Linked DNA regions of Homo sapiens: region 1 is linked to region 2. A link is an interaction called in ENCODE POLR2A ChIA-PET data of the cell type or tissue named here. Cell type or tissue: GM12878. All regions are shown on one strand. Each heading gives the region's core, and the rest is flanking DNA. Links, peaks and the distances in the headings are about the cores only.

Region 1 (4,394 bases), core at 279-4,278, 50 kb after region 2:
ACAAACATATCAGATTTTGTTAATAAAGCACTACAGGCCAGGCGCGGTGGCTCTCGCCAGTAATCCCAGCACTTTGGGAGGCTAAGGCAGGTGGATCACATGAGGCTGGGAGTTCGACACCAGCCTGGCCAACATGGCGAAACCCCAACTCTACTAAAAATACAGCAATCAGCCAGGCGTGGTGGCAGACATCTGTAGCCCCAGCTACTCAGAAGGCTGAGGCAGGAGAATCACTTGAACCCAGGAGGCTGAGGTTGCAGTGAGCTGACATCACGCCACTGCACTCCACCTGGGCAATAAAGCGAGACTCCATCTCAAAAAATAAAAAAACAAAGCAATACAAGTGAGAACATTTAATAATCCCATATATCAAATATCACTTTAAACATGTCTTGGAATTTCACATTTTCTTTATTAAATTAGTTTTAATGCTTTTAAAATAATTTTTGCTCATACTGGCCAGTTTTGTTTCAAGAAAAGCAAGAAGACATGATGCTTGCAAAACATTATTCAAAGCAGTTACACATCACATACCAATCAAAATTTGAGGGAAACTGAATAACCAAGGCACCTTAGAACAATTAGTATAGCAACTAAAATGCCTTAGAATAGTTTAGAGAGTTCCAGGAACTTCACCCTGGATCTCTATCTTATTCCTCTTCTCTTCCAACTGCCCTACTAAAAACCCACAGGAGTTTAAAGTGGCAGCTGAGATGTCTGGGTGCAGTGGCTCACGCCTATAATCCCAACACTTTGGGAGGCTGAGGTGGGAAGACTGCTTGAGGCACCAGAAGTTCAAGATGAGCCTGGACAACATAGTGAGACCCTGTCTCAACAAAAAAAATTTAAAAATTTGCAGGGTGTGGTGGTGCACACCTGTGGTCCCAGCTACTCCGGAGGCTGAGGTGGGAGGATCACTTGAGCCTGAGAGGTCAAGGTCATAGTGAGCCATGATTGTGCCACTGCACTTCAGCCTGGGCCACAGAGTGAGATCCTGTCACAAAAAAAAAAAAAAAAAAAAAAAAAAAAAGATGAAAGAAAAAAGACCCTAAATCCTCTTCCATATTATGGAGGAAATTCAAATTCCTCTTTGTACCAACTATTTATCTTCTATAGCAGAGCAAGATTGCTGGTTATCCCTCTTTGTAGATCTAATTAAAATTATTTTTTATCACAAATTTTCCAGCCAATTCTATTTATAATTCTACATCTTCCTTCAGTTAAACCTTTCAAAGAAACTTACACTTTTGATAGCAAGATCTCTACTACTGGGCATACAACAAAGAATGAACCAGCACCTCCACTGGCAGCAAAAGAAAAAATTACATTTCCACTCTAAATTTTTCCTAGCAACAATGCCTAAGAATACAATCTACTTGTTTCTGGCAAATGTCTGCAATCGACTTAGTTTCATAGGATGGGCTGTTAAAAGCGATTAAAAAAAGTTTAATATATTTTAAGAAAGCACAGAGTTCTTTACCCAAAACCAAGAATTGCCACTTAGTTTCATCTTTTGGAACCTGAAAAAAAATCTGTAGAGTTCTGACCAAAAATTCTATACTTTGGAAACTCTCTTAACCTCCTAATCATCATATCAAATAAGCCAGTGGTCTCCATCCATTCTACAAATTTATTGACTGATACCCATGGTCTTCTGCTCTCAACTAAACCTGTTCATGTAAGTTGTGTTTGTTACTAAGTTGTACATTTTTTAATAAATTACAGAATTTAAATTTTGTGTAAACTGATGAAATATGAGTGCAAAAAAAAAGAGAGTTGTGAAATATGTAACAGTAAGAGAGACCAATGCAAAAAAACCAAATATACATACACACACCAGGGTATGACAGATCTTAGGCAAATCATTTAACATCGTTAGGTCTAAAGCTTTCCATGTGAAATATAAGGAAATTAAATCAGAAGACCTTAAAGAACCTTTCAGGTTTTTTGCTGATAACATTTTAATAAAGTGTACTTAAAAATGTACTGTTTAAGCAATAATAAAGATAGGTTGATTTACTCATGTATTCAATATTCATCAAATGCCTGTGGTCATGATTATAGGACAATTTTTAAGCCACTCTAAAGAAATGATGTGATGAAAAGTACAAGAACATAATCTAATAAAGTGTTCCTGTATGTAGATTTTAATGTAAATGTGGAAGATAAATACAGCAGTAATACAATATATGGATATTTTTCTACATGTATGACCATGAAAATTAGAAGTTCTGTTCTCTAGTTTCCATGAACTGCCTTGTCTCCATTATAGACTGTTTAGCACTGGAAAAAAAAAAAAAAGCTTACAAATGTGTAATTACAAAGATGCCCATATTGTCTTCCTGATAGGGTTAGTATTACCAATGTTTATGAGCCAGATTTCTGAAAACTGACTCTGCATTTAAAAAAAAAAATCACTCAAATTCAAGTGAGACGGGGGAAAAAAGAGTATGCCTTTCTTTCCAATCTCAATTTCAATTGCACTTCTGCTCATAACCCTATTTATAATTCAGTTATAGCCACAAGACTTCACAAGTAGTTGCTAAGCAACAGCAGCATGCTGAGTTCAGGGCTATTGGAAATCTGGCTCTCTGCCACATGAAAATATTTAACTGAGCCTAGAGCCTCCAGAATTAAAAAAAATAAAAAGGAGGAGGTGGAGAGAGAGAAGCAGGGGAGAAAAATTCCAAGGAAATTCAGTGATAAATGCAGTAAGCCACCAAGTACATATAACTAAGCTCTTTTGGAGGGTTCACAAATGCAGATCTAGCACCTTATTTTGGCATTTCCAAATACCATATTTCTCTTCTAAATTTTTAATCATCTTTTCTACTGTTGACATAAAGAGTCTGAAGCCATTTGACTGGTAAACAGAAAAAAATTCGATCAGCCACCTCACTGTTAACAGCACAACAATCAATTCAATAAATATACTGTGCAAAGAACAGTGCTTAGAGAGACTAGAAGAGCAGTTTGTGGAGCCTGACTGTGACTATGTTAGATCATTAAGGCCAGGAGGCAAGAAACTATACATTTTCTTCTAATTCCTTTATCCTCATATTCCTGGTTAACTACTAAAAGATGAGATTAACATCTCTATCCTAAACTGCACTGTTTTTCCATTTTAAACACCTCTAATAATTTTTAAAGCATATTAGGAAATTTATTGACAATATAAAAGGGGTAAACAAAAATTAACTCATTTCTTAACAGAAATTGAAAAGACACTAAATGTTTCAACACTCATTCACTGATAAAAATTAAAATTAAGCACTGATAAAAATAAAAATTAAGAACATAAAAATCATTCCTTTAGCTGATAAAGATCACTTCAAACTAACAAGAAATTCCATAATAATATACCACAGATATTTCTCTTAAACACAAAAAAACACCATAGTAATAAAACACCACAGACATTTCTCTTAAACACAAAACAAAGGGTATGCATACTATATCCAATACGTTGTGAAAATCCTGAGCAAAGCAGTAAAAGCTCAAACAGGAGTCAGAACATACAATAAAGAAAACATTCAGGCCAGGAGCTGTGGCTCATGACTGTAATCCTAGTACTTTGGAAGGGTGAGGTGGGTGGATCACCTAAGCTCAGAAGTTCAAGACCAGCCTGGACAACATGGAGAAACTCCGTCTCTACTAAAAATACAAAACATTAGCCAGGCATGATAGAATCCCAGCTACTCAGGAAGCGAGGCAGGAGAATCGCTTGAACCCAGGAGGCAGAGGTTGTAGTGAGCCAACACCGCACCACTTCACTTCAGCCAGGGTGACAGAGGGAGACTTTGTCTCAAAAAAAAAAAAAAAAAATCAGAATGGCAAGAAAAATGTATCTAGAAACACTTACATGACATATTAGAACTGTCTTATGAAATATTAGAGCTAAGACTCAATGTAAAAAAAAAATCAATTCTTCCTGGATAAAATTTATTAGAAGTATTGTCAGGGAGGTGACTAAAGAAAAAAAAGGGGAATTTTTAAAAGTAACTATAGCCAGGCATGGTGGCTTATGCCTATAATCCCAACACTTTGGAAAGCTGGGACAAGAGGATTGCTTGAGCCCAGGAATTCAAGACCAGTCTGGGCAACACAGCGAGACCCCATCTCAACAACAAATTTAAAAATTAGCCAGGTATAGTGACATGTGTCTCTGGCCCCAGCTCCCTGGGAGGCTGTGGTGGGAGAATCACTTGAGCCCCAGAAGTTAAGGCTGCAGTGAACTATAATCATGCCACTGCACTCCAGTCCGGGCTACAGAACGAGACCCTATCTCAAAAAAAAAAAAAAAAAAGAAAGAAGAAAAGAAAAGAAAAAGAGAGAGAGAAAGACAGACAGAAAGAAAGAAAAAAAAAAGAAAATTCCACCTAGATATTTTGTAG
Region 2 (4,394 bases), core at 279-4,278:
AAATTATTTTTAAGTTGTTTTTTAAAAAAATACTACCTACCACTATGTGACTTAAATTATTTAATAAAATGTCACAAATCTAAGCTTCAGTAACAACTTATTTCAGCCTTTCCCCCCAAAACCAGGGAATACAGAAATGGAATTATAACGCCTACATATTAACTATCATTATTTAGGCCTCCATCATTAATAACACTATCATCATTTATCTCTTAAAACGAGGCTGGGCACAGTGGCTCACACCCGTAATACTAGCACGTTGGGAGGCTGAGACAGGCAAGGATTGCTTGAGCTCAGGAGTTACAGACCAGCCTGGGCAACGTAGCAAAACCCCATCTCTAAAAAAAAAATACAAAAATTAGCCAGGCGTGGTAATACACGCCTGTGGTCCCACCTTCTTGGGAGGCTGAGGTGGGAGGATAGCTTGAGCCGAGGAGGCAGAGGTTGCAGTGAGCTGAGATTGTGTCACTGCACTCCAGCCTGGGTGACAGAGCCAGAACATGCCTCAAAAACAAACAAACAAAAAATGGAAGAATAAAATATCTCTACTCAAGACTAAGTCAAGTGTAAGAATAACATATTAAACCAAAGGTAGTAAATGCTTAGAATTACATTGAGCAGATGCCATTAATCACTCTTCTTAACAACAAATACATCTTGCTACTTTTTATATGACACAACAATAATTTCAACCTTCTAGTATGACATTGCATTAGATACGTGTAGAGGGAAAAACAATAGAATTAAGACAATCTGCTATAAAGGTGCTTAAAATCTGGCTGTCAAGATAAACAAATGTAAAACAAGAGAAAAGCACATTAAAATAACTGTGTAAGGCGAATGCAAAAAGCTTAAAAAAGAAAAGCTTTTAGGGAAAGGAATGCATCTTTAAGCACATTGTTGAGTAATTTTTTTTTTTTTTTTTTTGAGATAGAGTCTCACTGTCGCCCAGGCTGGAGTGCACCATCCTGCGGCACCATCTTGGCTCACTCTAGCCTCCGCCTCCCAGGCTCAAGCGATTCTCCTGCCTCAGCCTCTGAGTAGCTGGGATTACAGGTGCCTGCCACCAGGCCCGGCTAATTTTTGTATTTTTAGTAGACGTGGGGTTTTGCCATGTTGACCAGGCTGGTCTCGAACTCCTGAACTCAAGTGATCTGCCCGCCTCAGCCTCCCAAAGTGCTGGGATTACAGGCATGAGCTACTGTGCCTGGCCATCATTGAGTAATTATTACACTCAAAATGGTTAAGATAAAAGAATATTTCAGGAGAAAAACAAGAAGAATAAAAGCATAGAGAATAAATAAATGGTTTAGAACACAGGAGTCATTTGATGGAGGATTTTTGAAAACTGTGGTATGATCAGCAACATGTCAGAACAGGAAGTCCCCTCTGCTTCCCATATGGAGATGACTTAACAAGATAAGCATCATATTGCCTGCATGAGATTTCCACAAATTAGTTGAGAGGGTATGCCATCCCAGGTGAGCACAAGGCCAAAAAGAGGCACACTGGAACAGTTAGGAAAATACATTGCATTTACTCACTATACCCCATCAACCTCCCAACACAGCTTCTACATCAGAAAGGAAAGAGAAAGTTGGAGCTTGAATCCAACTGTTTAAGAAAGATGCCCAACGCATTAGATTTTGTCTTACCCAACATGGAGGACTAATCTGGAGCAAGAACTGTGACTATGGCACTTCGGATGCCTGTGAGCCTCAGAGACCAAAGGCAGGACCCTCAACTTGATAGAGCACCAGAGAAATTGCAGTAACACAGACAGACAGCAGGGGAAGCACTAATACAACAGCTTGCCAAAGTACCAGAGGCTGCTATAGCAAAGACAGGTACCAGAGGGAGCTTCAGAGTAGAGAGGCAAACCTCTTCAGATGGAAGAGTACAAGCAAAAGCCCAGAGAAGACACATAGCCAAAAAAAGGTGTTAGAGGCCCACAGACTCTCTAACAAGGCTGACTGGTGAAGCCCTTCCTGTGTACAAGAGTCCACAAAGACTGGGAGATGTGGCTGTTTTTTCAAATGCTAAAATTTCAACAAGCATACAAATAAACAGAGAAACATGGTCCAATCAAATAAATAAAATAAATCTCCAAAAACCAACCCTAAAGTAACAGAGAGCTATGAATTATCTGCCAATGAATTCAAAATAACTATCATTAAGACACTCTGGCCAGGCCTGGTGGCTCGTGCCTGTAATCCCAGCACTTTGGGAGGCCGAGGCGGGCAGATCACCTGAGGTCAGGAGTTCAAGAGCAGCCTAGCCAAAATGGTGAAAGCTTGTATCTACTAAACATACAAAAATTAGCCGAGCGTGATGGTGGGCACCTGTAACCCCAGCCACTCAGGAGGCTGAGGCTGGAGAATCGCTTGAACCCAGGAGGCGGAGGTTGCAGTGAGTGGAGATTGCGCCGTTACACTCCAGCCTGGGCGACAGGAGCGAAACTCCTTCTCAAAAAAAAAAAAGATACTCAATTAGGTGAAAGTGAAAGAGACGACAGAAAACAGCAAAATCAGGAAAAGGGTGCATGAACAAAATGAAAATATCAACAAAGAGAAACTGTAAAAACGTATCATAATACAAATTAAAAAGCTGAAGAATACACTGAAATGAAAATTCACTGTAGAGAATCAAGAGCAGACCGGATCAAACCGAAAAATAAGTCCACAAGTTTGAAGACAGGTCATTTGAAATTATCAAGCCAGAGGAGCAAAAAGAGAATGAAAAAAAGCTAAGAAAGTCTAAAGGACTTTTGGGACACCAACAGGCAGACCAATATACACATAAGGGAAGTAAAGGAAGACAGAGAGAAAGATAAATAATTGCTGAAAATGTCTGAAACTGGAAGAAGAAAATGGAGATGCAAATTCAAGAAGCTCAAAGACCTCCAACTATTGTTAACCCAAAAACATCTACACTGAGATACATTATAACCAAGCTGTCTGAATCACAGTAAATAATCTTGAAAGCAGTAAGAGAAAAGCAACTCATAACAACACACAAGGGAACTCCCATAAGATAACACGCAGATATCTCAGCAGAAATCTTGTAGGCCTGAAGGAGTGAGATAATATATTATCAAAGGGCTGAATCAAAGACCTGCCAATCAAGAATACTATACCTGGCAATAATATGCTTCAAAAATGAAGGTGAAATTAAAATTTTTCCCAGATTAGTAAAAGCTGAAGGAGTTTCATCACTATACCTGTCCTAAAAGAAGTGCTGAAGAAAGCCCTTCACGTGGAAACTAAAGAGTGTATGCATCATGGAAGCATACAAAAATATAAACTTCTCTAAGAAAATGTTGATAAGGAGAAAAATACAGAATCCTGTATTCTTGTTATATTGGTGCATAAACCACTTTTAATTCTGGTATAGAACTTAAAAGCTTAAAAAAACTAAAAATATGTTAACAGATACACAACATAAAAAGATGTGATATACGACAACAGTAACATCAAGTCATAGTGAGGCAGATATAGACTAGCGCTCTTATATGATTAAAGTTATTTGCAGTTTAACATAGACAGTTGTAACTTTAGGATGTTTTATGTAATCCCCACGGTAACCACAGAGGAAACATCTAAAGAAAATACACAAAACGAACTGTAAAAGGAATGAAAGCACACTACTATACCAAAAGAAAAACAAAAAGCAATGAAACACAAAGGAATCAAGAAACAAAAAAAAGCTACAAGTCATAGAGAAAAAAACAAAATGACAACAATAAGTCCCTTCCAATGAGCAGTTTATTTAAATGCAAATGGATAAAATTCTCCAATCAAACGACAGGTTGACTTAATGTTTTTTAAAATAAGATCCAACTATATGGTGCCTACAAGAGGCTCACTTTGGATCCAAAATACAACACAGAATGAAAGTGAAAGGATGGAAAAATATTACCATGCAAATGGTAACAAGAAGAGAGTAAGGATGGGCCATACTTATGTATGACAAAATAGACTTTAGGTCAAAAACTGTCAAAACAGACAATGAAGGACATAATGATAAAAGGGTACTTTCACCAGCTGTAACACACACACACACACCCCTACATCAGAGCTCCAAATATATGAAACAAACATTGAAAGAATGGAAGGGAGAAACAGACAGTAACACAATGATAGTAGGAAACTTCAATACCCCACTTTCAATAATGGATAGAACCATCAGACAGAATATCAACACAGAAACAGAGAACTTTAACAACACTATATGCTAATTGGACCTAACAGACACATAGGATAAGCTTGGATCAAACAACAGCAGAATACACATTCTTCTCAAGAGCACATAGAAAATTCTCATGGATAGGTCGCATGTCACAACCCAGGTCTTAACAAATTTAGAAAGAATGAAATCATACCAAGTATCTTTTC

What was found. Peaks named below come from ENCODE experiments on the same cell type or tissue, not always from the same donor. Only the 100,000 strongest peaks of a DNase experiment are listed, where the experiment ranks them.
Region 1: POLR2A ChIA-PET joins it to region 2 with 7 read pairs; 4 of 35 experiments call an interaction of 5 or more read pairs at or near these places.

Annotation. Positions count from the first base shown.
Region 1 is chr12:14,402,040-14,406,433 of GRCh38, reverse strand. All of the region lies in intron 1 of ATF7IP (activating transcription factor 7 interacting protein), which reads right to left. Among named protein-coding and RNA genes, the nearest start is that of ATF7IP, 39 kb to the right of the region's middle. In GM12878, for the core only: no CTCF peak of the experiment used is centred there; a DNase peak (open chromatin) is centred at 2,533; H3K4me3 peaks cover 1,251 bases; H3K27ac peaks cover 1,902 bases.
Region 2 is chr12:14,451,716-14,456,109 of GRCh38, reverse strand. The region is part of intron 6 of ATF7IP (activating transcription factor 7 interacting protein); the gene reads right to left. Among named protein-coding and RNA genes, the nearest start is that of PLBD1-AS2, 76 kb to the left of the region's middle. In GM12878, for the core only: a CTCF peak has its summit at 1,807; a DNase peak (open chromatin) is centred at 1,819; H3K27ac peaks cover 220 bases.